Regions from separate parts of the Homo sapiens genome. Here region 2 is linked to region 1. Evidence: chromatin contacts called from ENCODE Hi-C or POLR2A ChIA-PET data. All regions are on one chromosome and are shown on one strand. Each heading gives the region's core, a stretch centred on a gene start or an enhancer-like site at or near the end of the contact. The rest is flanking DNA. Distances are from core to core; before and after follow the strand shown.

What was found. A loop is a pair of places that touch in the nucleus more often than their neighbours do. ChIA-PET counts read pairs that join two places held with the same protein, here RNA polymerase II (POLR2A). Pooled maps may share reads with other maps.
Region 2: a loop to region 1 is called in a map with no recorded cell type, with 2.3 times the contacts of the local background. The contact joins the promoter of CSRP3-AS1 here to the enhancer-like site in region 1. A Hi-C loop is called at or near these places in 2 of 37 single-sample maps with no recorded cell type and 1 of 50 pooled maps. POLR2A ChIA-PET finds 5 or more read pairs at or near these places in 1 of 52 experiments (activated T-cell).

The regions. Positions count from the first base shown.
Region 1 is chr11:19,077,862-19,083,050 of GRCh38, forward strand. No RefSeq gene overlaps it. Among named protein-coding and RNA genes, the nearest start is that of MRGPRX2, 20 kb to the left of the region's middle. RefSeq lists a silencer at 181-475. Within about 2 kb of position 2,815, at least 7 of the 41 ENCODE cell types and tissues checked have a DNase peak (open chromatin) inside an H3K27ac peak, as active enhancers do.
Region 2 is chr11:19,194,736-19,199,924 of GRCh38, forward strand. CSRP3-AS1 (CSRP3 and E2F8 antisense RNA 1) reads left to right here and starts at 1,978. Exons shown (of 6, transcript NR_183675.1): 1 at 1,978-2,184. All of the region lies in intron 1 of CSRP3 (cysteine and glycine rich protein 3), which reads right to left.

The sequences.
Region 1 (5,189 bases), core at 1,565-4,064:
ATTTTGTAAAGAAGCATGCAGATGGTGGTGGTAGCACGTAGCGTGTTTATAATAATTGCTGCTAGCACAGTCATATTTGAGACCCCCTCACACTTGGACTGAAGGTGCCCCATGAAATGTGGAGCTGAGAGGGGAGCTGAGGAGTGTCTGAATGTGTCACCTAGATAAGGAAGAGGGCCAGAAGTTGGTGCCTGGAACTGGGAAAGGAATCCAGGGAATCCCAGAGCTAGGAAAAGCAGCACAAGAGGAATGGGTCAGGCAAAAGGATGATTCTGGAAGAATATTTATGACTGTTTCCTGCTGCTGGCACAGGATGCATTTAATAGCTGGGGGTGGACTGGACATTTTCTAAATTTTTGTCTAATAGGAAGTGTGTTGGCTTTCATAGAGGAAGCTTGAGATACTTCATCATTAGTAGGTACTTGGATTATTTTTCAAATCTGCCTGGTCATTTTTATATTCTTTTGTTCTTGACTCATTTTTTATTCTTTCTTTCTTGAATTAGTGGAAAGAGCACTGGACCATGCCAGAAGATGTGGGTGTGAGTCTTCTTTTGAGTCTTTCTTTAATATGTTTATTTAAACATATTAAACATAATTTTTCTATAGTCTATATGTATCCCAATATCTGAAGTCTTTGTGGGCCTGGTTCTATAATTTGCTGTTTCTGCTGCCACTGATTCATGGTGGTCTGTTTCCTTGCACACATCATTTTGATTGTGAGCCCCTAGTTTTTGGAATCTTATGATAATTCTATAAGGCTTGGCTTGAGGGTGCATTTCTGTAGGGAAGATTCCTGATTGCTTCTGTCAGGCGTCAGGACATACTGATAACAGAACAGAGTCCACTTTATTTTTTTCTTTTTCAAGGTCCACTTAAATTCAATTGATCATCTTGAGGGTTTTAAGACCATGTGTAAATTAGTGTCATTTCAGAATCCCTAGTTATGCAATGGTCAGCCAGTAGCACTGAAACCTCAGGGCACTATTTTCTCCCCCAACTACTGTAAATCAAGGTGGACACAGACACTTTTCCTTGCTGCTTAGTTATACTGTGCAGGTTTTATGTTTTGTTTGTTTTATTTTTCATCAATCATCCTTTTTCTCAGAGAGTATAGCTGTTTCTGAGTCCTGGCTTTATTCAGAGGGCTCTCTAATTTGACTCCCTGCACTGCATGGATATAAGGATTAGTGCAGAATCACCCCTTCATTCCTAGTAAAGTCCTGTGTGTAACAGGTCTAGGCCACCAGACGGTACAGAATTCCCCGGAGTGTGTGATAGTTTCTTCCCATGTATTCACTTGGGTCTGACTTTACTTCTGGCCTTAGGTTCCTCTTCCTTTATATGTTAGATCCTCACAGCAATCCCCAAAGGTATTTGTTTTAAAGATAAGTACACTAAGGATCAGAGATGTTAAGCAAATTTCCCAAAGTCACAAAGCTAATGAGTTGTTAAGCTGAGATTTGAATTCAAGCCTTCTGATGCCTCAAGATATATATTTTCAGCTACATCCATCTCTTTAACTTGTAGGACTTAGTCTTGGGAAGGGTTGTCTCAGGGTTGACGCAGGTGGTGGAGAGGGCTATACATGGCCCTGTGGCTCCAGAGGATGGACCCTTGAGCAGTGGGTGAGAATTACACAGAGATAAATGGAGGCTGGAGATCTGGAGCAGCTTCCAGCAAGTGTCTGACAATGAGAGGGAGTGAGTTCCCCATCGCTAGGGGTGTGAGATGACCATCTCTTCAAAAAACCCCTGCCTGGGGTGGCTGCAGAGAGCAACCTCTGAGTGTCCTTTGGCTCTGATAGCCTTAGCCACTGTCATTCTCTTGGTCAGCCCTGGACATCCCTGGAAAGGATGACTCAGCTGTCCGTTTTAAACAGGGTAGTTCAGAAGAATACATTCCTGGTTATTCAAGTTTCTAGGGAGTCCTTGGGAAAGGCTCGGTTGATGAGGAAATCGTTGGGGGGTGATTAACAACTCTTGGATCAGCTCCTTCCTCCTTTGCCAGCCTCACCCAGCAGCCTTTCACAGGGGCCTGTTTTCTTCTAAACACACAGAATGAAAGAATGTGACACATCAGGTTTTAATCTTGGGTCTCAGCCCAGAAAAAAATTTGAAACCTGAAACAAGTGAAACCCATTAATTTACAATTAAATTTCAAAGGGTTGTTCCCCCAAAGTGCCTACTTCCAACCAAATAATTTGAGCTCAGAGCCATAAATTATGTGATGTGTTTTGTCCCCAGCCTGCGAAGTGTGCTGGATTAGTAGCCCAGCCTGGGGCTTCCAGCTATCTCCTCCTTCAGACTGAAAGTCTTCTAAACTATGAATGGTACAAGTAATGATTCTCATTTGTACAGAAGTTGCAATTGACAGAGCACTTCCATGTTACTCACATTTGAGCCTCCAAAGACTCCATGTGGGATAAGGCATTACATAGATGAGGAACACAAGTCTTGGGGAGATGGAAACGTTGAGGGACTTGAGCAAGACACACGGTTTCTAAGGAGCAGATCCAGGACCTGAATCCAGATTTCTTGATTATCTTTTCAGAGAAGATAATTTAACTACTTTCATCAGTGCAGCCTCCTCAGAATAATTAAATCTTATGCAGGAGAAGAATTTAATTTTTATAACTGGAAACAAAAATGCTTCAATAGATCCTCTTAGGCTACAACCATTCCCAATCTCCCTCCATTACTCCTCCCCTGTATCCCAGCAGAAAACCCTTTTAGGGCTCCACTGTGGTTATAACAATGTGCATTCCTCTTCTCACAAGTGACGACAGTGTCACGTGGTGGCTGAGCGCACAGGGCCAAGTCCTGCCTCCTCTTCAGCTGTGGCCTTGGACAAGTTAGCTAACCAACCTGAAGCTCAACTTCATACTGCTGACCTTGAGGGGATGTGGTGATGACTAAATGACATAAAGTACTGGAGAGCTTAGCACAGTCTGCAGCATGTAAGTGCCCCATAAATGCAGATTGAACATAGCTGTACAAAACAAGGACTGTAGGTCAAACCCCAGGACTGCAAAGACTCCATTCATTCCAGCAGCTTTGACTGAACACGTGCTTTGTGCCAGACGCTTCCGTGTCATTACTCATTGACTCCTCACAACAATCCTATGAGGCAGGTGTTATTATTCCCATTATACACATGGGGAAATTGAGGCTTACTTGCCAGCTACTTTGCTTTCATCTGTGTCAGAGCTGGGATTTGAATTCAACTCTGTGTGACTTTTGTTCCAGTACTCTACTGTGCAGTATGCAGAGATTTGGAGAGAGTACATTATAGATTAGGAGTGGTGACAGGAACCCCTAAATTGGGGTGTCTAGGGACTGGACCTGAGCTGTGGCTCTCCCACACTTGCTCTGCAGCTTTAAGCCAGACACATCAGTTTTCTGGGTCTTGGTGGCTTCATCTGTAATCCAAAGAGTTTGGAAAGATCATCTCAAAGATCCTTTCCAGCTCTGGCCTGCTAAGAAGCTCCTCAGATTTCAGAAAAGACTCACGGATATGATGCTGGAACAGAGGAAGCATACCAGTGGCCCCTGAAATTTCAAATCAGTTTTGCCTTTTGAACTCTGAGTTTCTGCATGAATTCAGAATCTGCCAGAGGAAAACTCTCTAATTATCCTACAGGGATTAGCCCAGCTAGTAATTACCCATATTATTTTTAATTGCATTTTATAAGGTACCTTTCATCCAAGATCTCAAAGGGCTTCTCAAATATTCATTAGCTGAACCCCACCTCCTCCCTGTGTGGATATGAAAGACAGAGACTGATTTTAATGTCAGAAAGAAGATGTGGCAGGGAGAGAAAAAGGGACTGAGATCCTGGGAGTAATATTACCTCTGAGTTTAAAGGAGAGAAGAGCAGAAATATGCCAGAGAAATGCTCACCTTTGGAAGGAGTTCATGGGATATTTGGTCAAGAGCAGATGGGTCAGGAAATGTTCCTCCTTTTTAAAAAATCAACTTCTGCCAGGGATGGTGGCTCACACCTGTAATCTCAGCACTTTGGGAGGCTGAGGCAGGAGGAATACTTGAGCCCAAGAGTTCATGCAATCAACTTGAACTCCTGTTTTGTTTTGTTTTGTAGAGATGGGGTCTCACTATGTCCTAGGCAACATAGTGAGACCCCATCTCTACAAAACAAAACAAAAACAAAAACAAAAACAAGAAATTAGCCAGATGTGGTGGCATGTGCCTATAGTCCCAGTTATTTGAGAGGCTGAGGTGGAAGGATCACTTGAGTCCAGGAGTTGGAGGCTGCTGTGAGCCGTGATGGTGCCACTGCACTCCAGCCTGGGCAACAGAGTAAGACCCTGACAAAAACAAAACAAAACAAAAAACCAAAAAGAAACAAACAAAAAAAACCTTCTGTCTGTAAGTGCTTAAGAGAGGGTCATTCGGTTTATTGCAGTTCAATTCCATTGAATCATTGGCTTTATTTCACTTTAGACTTATTCATCATCAGCTGTCCTTTGAGGAGTCAGCAGCATTCAGACATGTGCTACATAATGTGAAGGATGTAAGTGAAGCAAGATTGCAGATTTGGGCACGTTGGTTTAAGCAGCAAAGGCCACAGGAACCTCCCAGAAGAGCCCTAATAGGCTTCCTTAAATGAATGGCTGAAGCCAAGGCCAAGATGTTCAGCATGTGGCCAATGGTTGCCACAATACTTCCCTGGCAGTAGGTAGAGAAAAAGTAAATCTGGGCACATATGCTAAGTCCAGGAACCCGACTGACAAATGACATCAAAAGATCATTTTGAGTAGCTCATTATGGGGCCACTCCTCTCCTTCACTCCCAACTCCCCTCCACCAAGGAGCTAGGGTACTCTTACTAAGTTCCCATCATTCTTGTTCCAATGAGTGGATAGAGGATGTCACTGTGGAGTCTGAGAAGCTTCACTCGGGTTGGATGAGGAGCCAGCAGTCTTCTCAGCTGGTCTGTGAGTTCCTGAAAGACAGGACTCTGCCTACCTACTCACCATTCTTTCCCCAGCACACTAGCTGGGTGCAGAAGGGTGGATGTTCAGAACATATTTGCTGGCTAAAGGAAGGGATCACGAAGCTACCACCCTATTTCTGGCCTTGCAACGTGGTCTGAAACAGCCAGAGGAGGATCCTTTCCTTCGTCAGCTTGGAGATGTCTAGATCCAGAGGACAGCCAGGGCCACACAGC
Region 2 (5,189 bases), core at 728-3,227, 120 kb after region 1:
TTCTGTAGTTCGGGTTGTTTAGGAAACTAGAAAGAGTAATGGATTTTGAGTTGAAAGACTTAGAATTAAAACTCACATTCATTCGTTCATTCATTCATTCACCCTGCATTTACTACCTGCCTATCATGTGTCAAGTACTGCACTAAGTACTCAGTGACAAAAGGGGGAAAACTTATAAAAATGAGTAGTTTGTGACCCCTGGCATTGAGAAGCCCATGTTGTAGTGAGAAAAATAGACAAGATTCAGAATGCTCTGTACCAGAGAAGAGTCTTGTGAGACATGCTACAGAAACTCAAATGACGGACTGGCTCCCCACATTTAGTCTGGGGATAAAGGCAGTGAACTGTTGGAGGGTCACAGAAGAGATCACATTCAAATGGGGGTTTGAAGGGTGAATAGGAGTTCACCAGATACAGAAAAGTGGGAAGGAATAATGCTAATGAAGTCATGCAGAGAAAAGAGCAAGCAGAAAGGCGTAGAGGCCTAAATAGCCTCTAAAATAGCCCAAATTTGTTTATTTTGGACTCCATTTAAACTACAGACTTTCAGGGCTGGAATAGATTTTTAAGATTGCTGGACCCTCTCATTTATAACCAAGGTGTATTTAAAAGTAAGCATTTAGGGATATTTTTCTTAGCCAACTTCTTTTTATACAATCCATTCTTCTCTCATTAAAGATGTTACATTTTCTAGAAAAGAATAGACTCACATAATTTTGCTCATGTTCATTTTGATCCTGAGTTTCAGCATGATACAAAATAGAGGAGAAATATAATAAATTTCCTCCAGGAACATGGCAGCGACACTTGTAAAATTAATGATATAGAAATTTTCAATGAAAACAACCTTAGGTCAAATTTCTCATTTCAGATTTGCAGTGGAGATTTCATTGGCATGTCTTGCAAGTTAATAGGAGACAGAGATACCTCTTGGGGGATAAAAATACATATATATCTGTGTGTGTGTGTGTGTGTGTGGATTCATTGCCTAGGCATACTTTTCAAAATGAGAATAGGATTACAGATAATACCTCCTTCACAAACTAATGTATCCTAGCACTGGTTGTTTTTAAGCGATCATAAATATCTGACATATATCATCAGGACTTGAAATTTAAAATATAAATCTGTAAGTACTCTATTAATGATGCTCAGTTCCATTTCTGAAGATGGGAATGTAACCATGGAGGCTAAACAGAAGATGTCTCACAGGCCAAAAGGTAGAGGATATTTTAAAGCATCCTGAATCCAGGCCAGGCATGGTGGCTCACGCCTGTAATCCCAGGACTGAGGCCGAGGCGAATGGATCATGAGGTCAAGAGATCAAGAACATCCTGGCCAGCATGGTGAAACCCCATCTCTACTAAAAATACAAAAATCAGCTGGGCGTGGTGGCATGCACCTGTAGTCCCAGCTACTCAGGAGACTGAGGCAGGAGAATCACTTGAACCCAGGAGGTGGAAGTTGCAGTGAGCTGAGATTGCGCCACTGCACTCCAGCCTGGCGACAGAGTGAGACTCCATCTGAAAAAATAAGTAAATAAATAAATAAAAAGGCATTCGGAATCCAGAGACATGGATTCTAATCTCGACCTTGAACTCGGGTAAAAAATGTTGATAATAGTATCTCCTGGGCAGGACCATTGTGAAGGTCATGGAAATATGATGGAATTTAAAGCAGTATTGAGAAATTATTTTTTCCCACTTCACTTTAGGTTACTCAAATGGCACCAATGTGCTAATTAAGGAGCTATGATTTGAAATCCCAGTTAGGTCCTGGCTTATGAACATAACCTTTTCAGCTTCCCGCATTGCTTTGGAATTCTTGTGTCCCAACACTCCCCTAGACACTCCCAGAATGTGAGCTTACCCTGGCAAGGTACCAAGGGATGGGCCATTTGTTTATCAGCGTTGCCTGGTACTGGCAAGGGTCATTGAAGGTGGGATACAATTATAGGCTTGCCCGTCACTCGGCCCTGTTTGTAACCTGGGTCACAATCTCCATCATACCACCTGGCACGACTCTCTGGGCCAGTCCCTGAGATGACTATGTTGTCAAAGACAAATCGTGGGTCAAGATTGAAATGGGGGACAGTCTGGAATTTACGAGGATGAGATAGAATGGACAGCCCTGTGACATCAACTTGGAAGAGGTTGGACTCCAGATTTGGATACTCAGATCCCGGTGAGAGACTACCTTGTGCCCACTTTTAAACTAAGATGTAACTAATACCATAGAAGAGATTATACTAGGAATGTGCTTCAGTGGGGCAGTGGGAAAAACACTGGATCAGGTGCCAGAGGCTGGAGTTCTAGTTCCATTTTGCCTCTTCGAAGCTGTGTGATCTGGGAAAACCGTTCAATCTCTCTGAACTTCAGTGTCTTCACTAGAATGAGGGCAATAATCCTTTTGATTTCACTATTGCTGAGAGGACCCTATTAGTTCAAGTACTGTCATATCATTCTGTAAATTGTAGAGTAATATAAAATGTGAGAACCAATTAGGTTCTCCCACAATTTTAAGTTGTTATTCATCAATCTGAATTTTCAAAAGAATAACTAAACTGTGTATTTTGGGCACATTCTTCCTAATCCAACTATTTCTCCCTCCCTCCCTCCCTCCCTCCCTCCCTCCCTCCCTCCCTCCCTCCCTCCCTTCCTTCCTTCCTTCCTTCCTTCCTTCCTTCCTTCCTTCCCTCCTTCTTTCCATCCTTTTTCCTTTCCTTCCCTCCCTTCCTCTCTCCATCTCTTTCTCTCCCTCTTTTCCTCTTTCTTTCTTTCTTTCTTTCTTTCTTTCTTTCTTTCTTTCTTTCTTTCTTTCTTTCTTTCTTTCTTTCTTTCTTCTTTCACTACCAACTATAAAGCTGAGCAATGATGAGTTAGGGCAAAAGTGGTGGGTACATAAAATGAGCACCCAGGAGGGAACTTTAGGCCATGACTTTGGGCAGAGACCTCAAGCCACAGTGCCACAATGCCACCGTTTTCAGCTCAGTGCTAGCTCAGTTGGTCATCCTACTAGATGCCTGATTTCCTGCAGTGAGTTCAATTGTCTACACTGGCTGAAGCAAAGATTTTGGATCATAGGAACATATATATATATATATATGGAATCTAAGCGATAGTAATAGTCATTTCTAACTTTATTATTGAAGTTAACATGCCTGGAGCACTGCCCTTGGGTATCGTTTAATCTTCACAACAACCCTTCAAGGTAGGTGCTATTATAACATTTACTTTACAGATGAGGAAATGGAGGCTTTGGGAAATTACATTAGTCCAAGTTCATGGGACTGATATGTGTCACATGAATAGATTGGAACTTACGTTTCTCTGACTCCAAAGCTTTACATATATTATTTTATGTCAGTTGCTTTACATATATTATTTTTTAATACTTACAACAGCTGCCCAGAGCAAATTTTATTTCCATTTTTATGGATAAGAGAACTGAAGAGCTTAAGTAGCTTTTCCAAGGTCACACAGCTAGTAATTGGAAGAGCTGCCATTTAACCCCCCGTTAAGCTGGTTCTGTATCTCATGCTCCTGTTTATAACACTGGAGAGAGGACAAGGGTCAGCACCTCCATCACCCAGACTTCCCAGTTGATGGGAATTGAGACGTGACCAATCCATTGTCTCTCCATGGGACACAGAGGGTATTCAAGGGTGGGACTAACAGGGAAACTGAATTCATTCACTGAAATCAATGACTTTCTGAGTTACGGCTGTTCAACATGGAAAGGGCTTCCTTGGAACTGGAGATTTCTTCTGCACTATTGATTTTCAGCTGAGGTGGGGACGGATGTCCAAGTGGCTGCTATACAGTGAAGTCCCTTCAAGGGTCCTTTAAGCCCTGAGACAGATTTAAGGATCTGAAAAGTGATTGAAACCTCACTTTGCAGAAAAGCTGCCCAATGGGGTGCCCTCTCAAACCCTCTCCTTTATTCACTCTTAATTTGGGTAAGAAAGATGACATAGCCACAGTGAAAACCATGGGCTTTGGAAGAACCAAGCTTAAGTTCAGAAACACTAACTGTTGAACACTGGGCAAGTTGCTCAAATTCTCTGACCCAGTGTCCTCAATGCATGTCCTCATGTAAAGACAATATGAGAAGGCTTGTCTGGGAAGGTTGTTTTCAGGTTAAAGAAGATAATAATAGCTAAGACACCATATAGAATTACTTAATACATAGCAGGAATTGAATAATTGTAGTTACTTGCATCATGACTATTATTGTTGTTATTACATTATCTCCAGTTTTCAAGTCTGTTCTTTTAGAACAAACAACTCACTCCCTGCTTGTTTTCCATGGCCCTTCTGGTTCAGACTGTGAATCAGCTTTGTTTTTCAGCCTTTGGAGTGTGCGGTGCCCCAGGACAGGTGTGCCCAGGTCGGGGTGAGAGTCGGTCCCCTTGCGTTGTTGGATTGGGTTGGAGGCAGCATGCCTAGCCAGGGGCCCTGTAGTCTGGGGAGCTCATGCCCTTCAGTTCTCGGTGTAGGACATTCAAGGTCAGTGGCTGCTTCCTCCTGAGCTTCTGAACCCAGATATATGACGTCCTCCGGCCAGAGGCCCTTTCACAGAGCCCAGGAAGAACAGGTTGCTCATTGCCAGCATGGAAATAAACCTGAGTGTTGGCTCTCAGCCCCTTTTAAACTCAGACATGGTAGACATACATTAAATGAAGGCTGTAGAACATGGGCATCTTACACCTTTTGTGAAATTATATCTGAAGCGTGGCCAGCTTTTACTTCCCAAAACTCACTCTTTGTTCTATTTTGACCTCTACAATTTATTTCTAAAGACCACATCATATCCCAGTTTACCTCCTGGCTCTGCCGCTTTCTCAGCCATGTGATGCTGGGCAATTCCTAAGCTTTCTAGAACTTTAGTTTCTTCCTCTGAAAAATGAGTTTTGCATAACTTTTTGTGACCCTTAAATAAGCTAGTACTCGTTCCATGCCTGCCTAGGCCATAAACGACCATCAAATCATGATCAACCCTTTCCCACAGTAAAGCTCAGAAAAGGCTCCATCCTCAATGCCCTTTAAGACCATTACTGTCTCCCTTCCTGCCATTCTTCACTGGGATGAATAACTGCAGTTTTTCACATTTGCAGGCATCACATTTCTCTTTGTGCATGAAGCCCAACCCTCTATACAGTATTTATTCACAGATATCTGAACAGCACA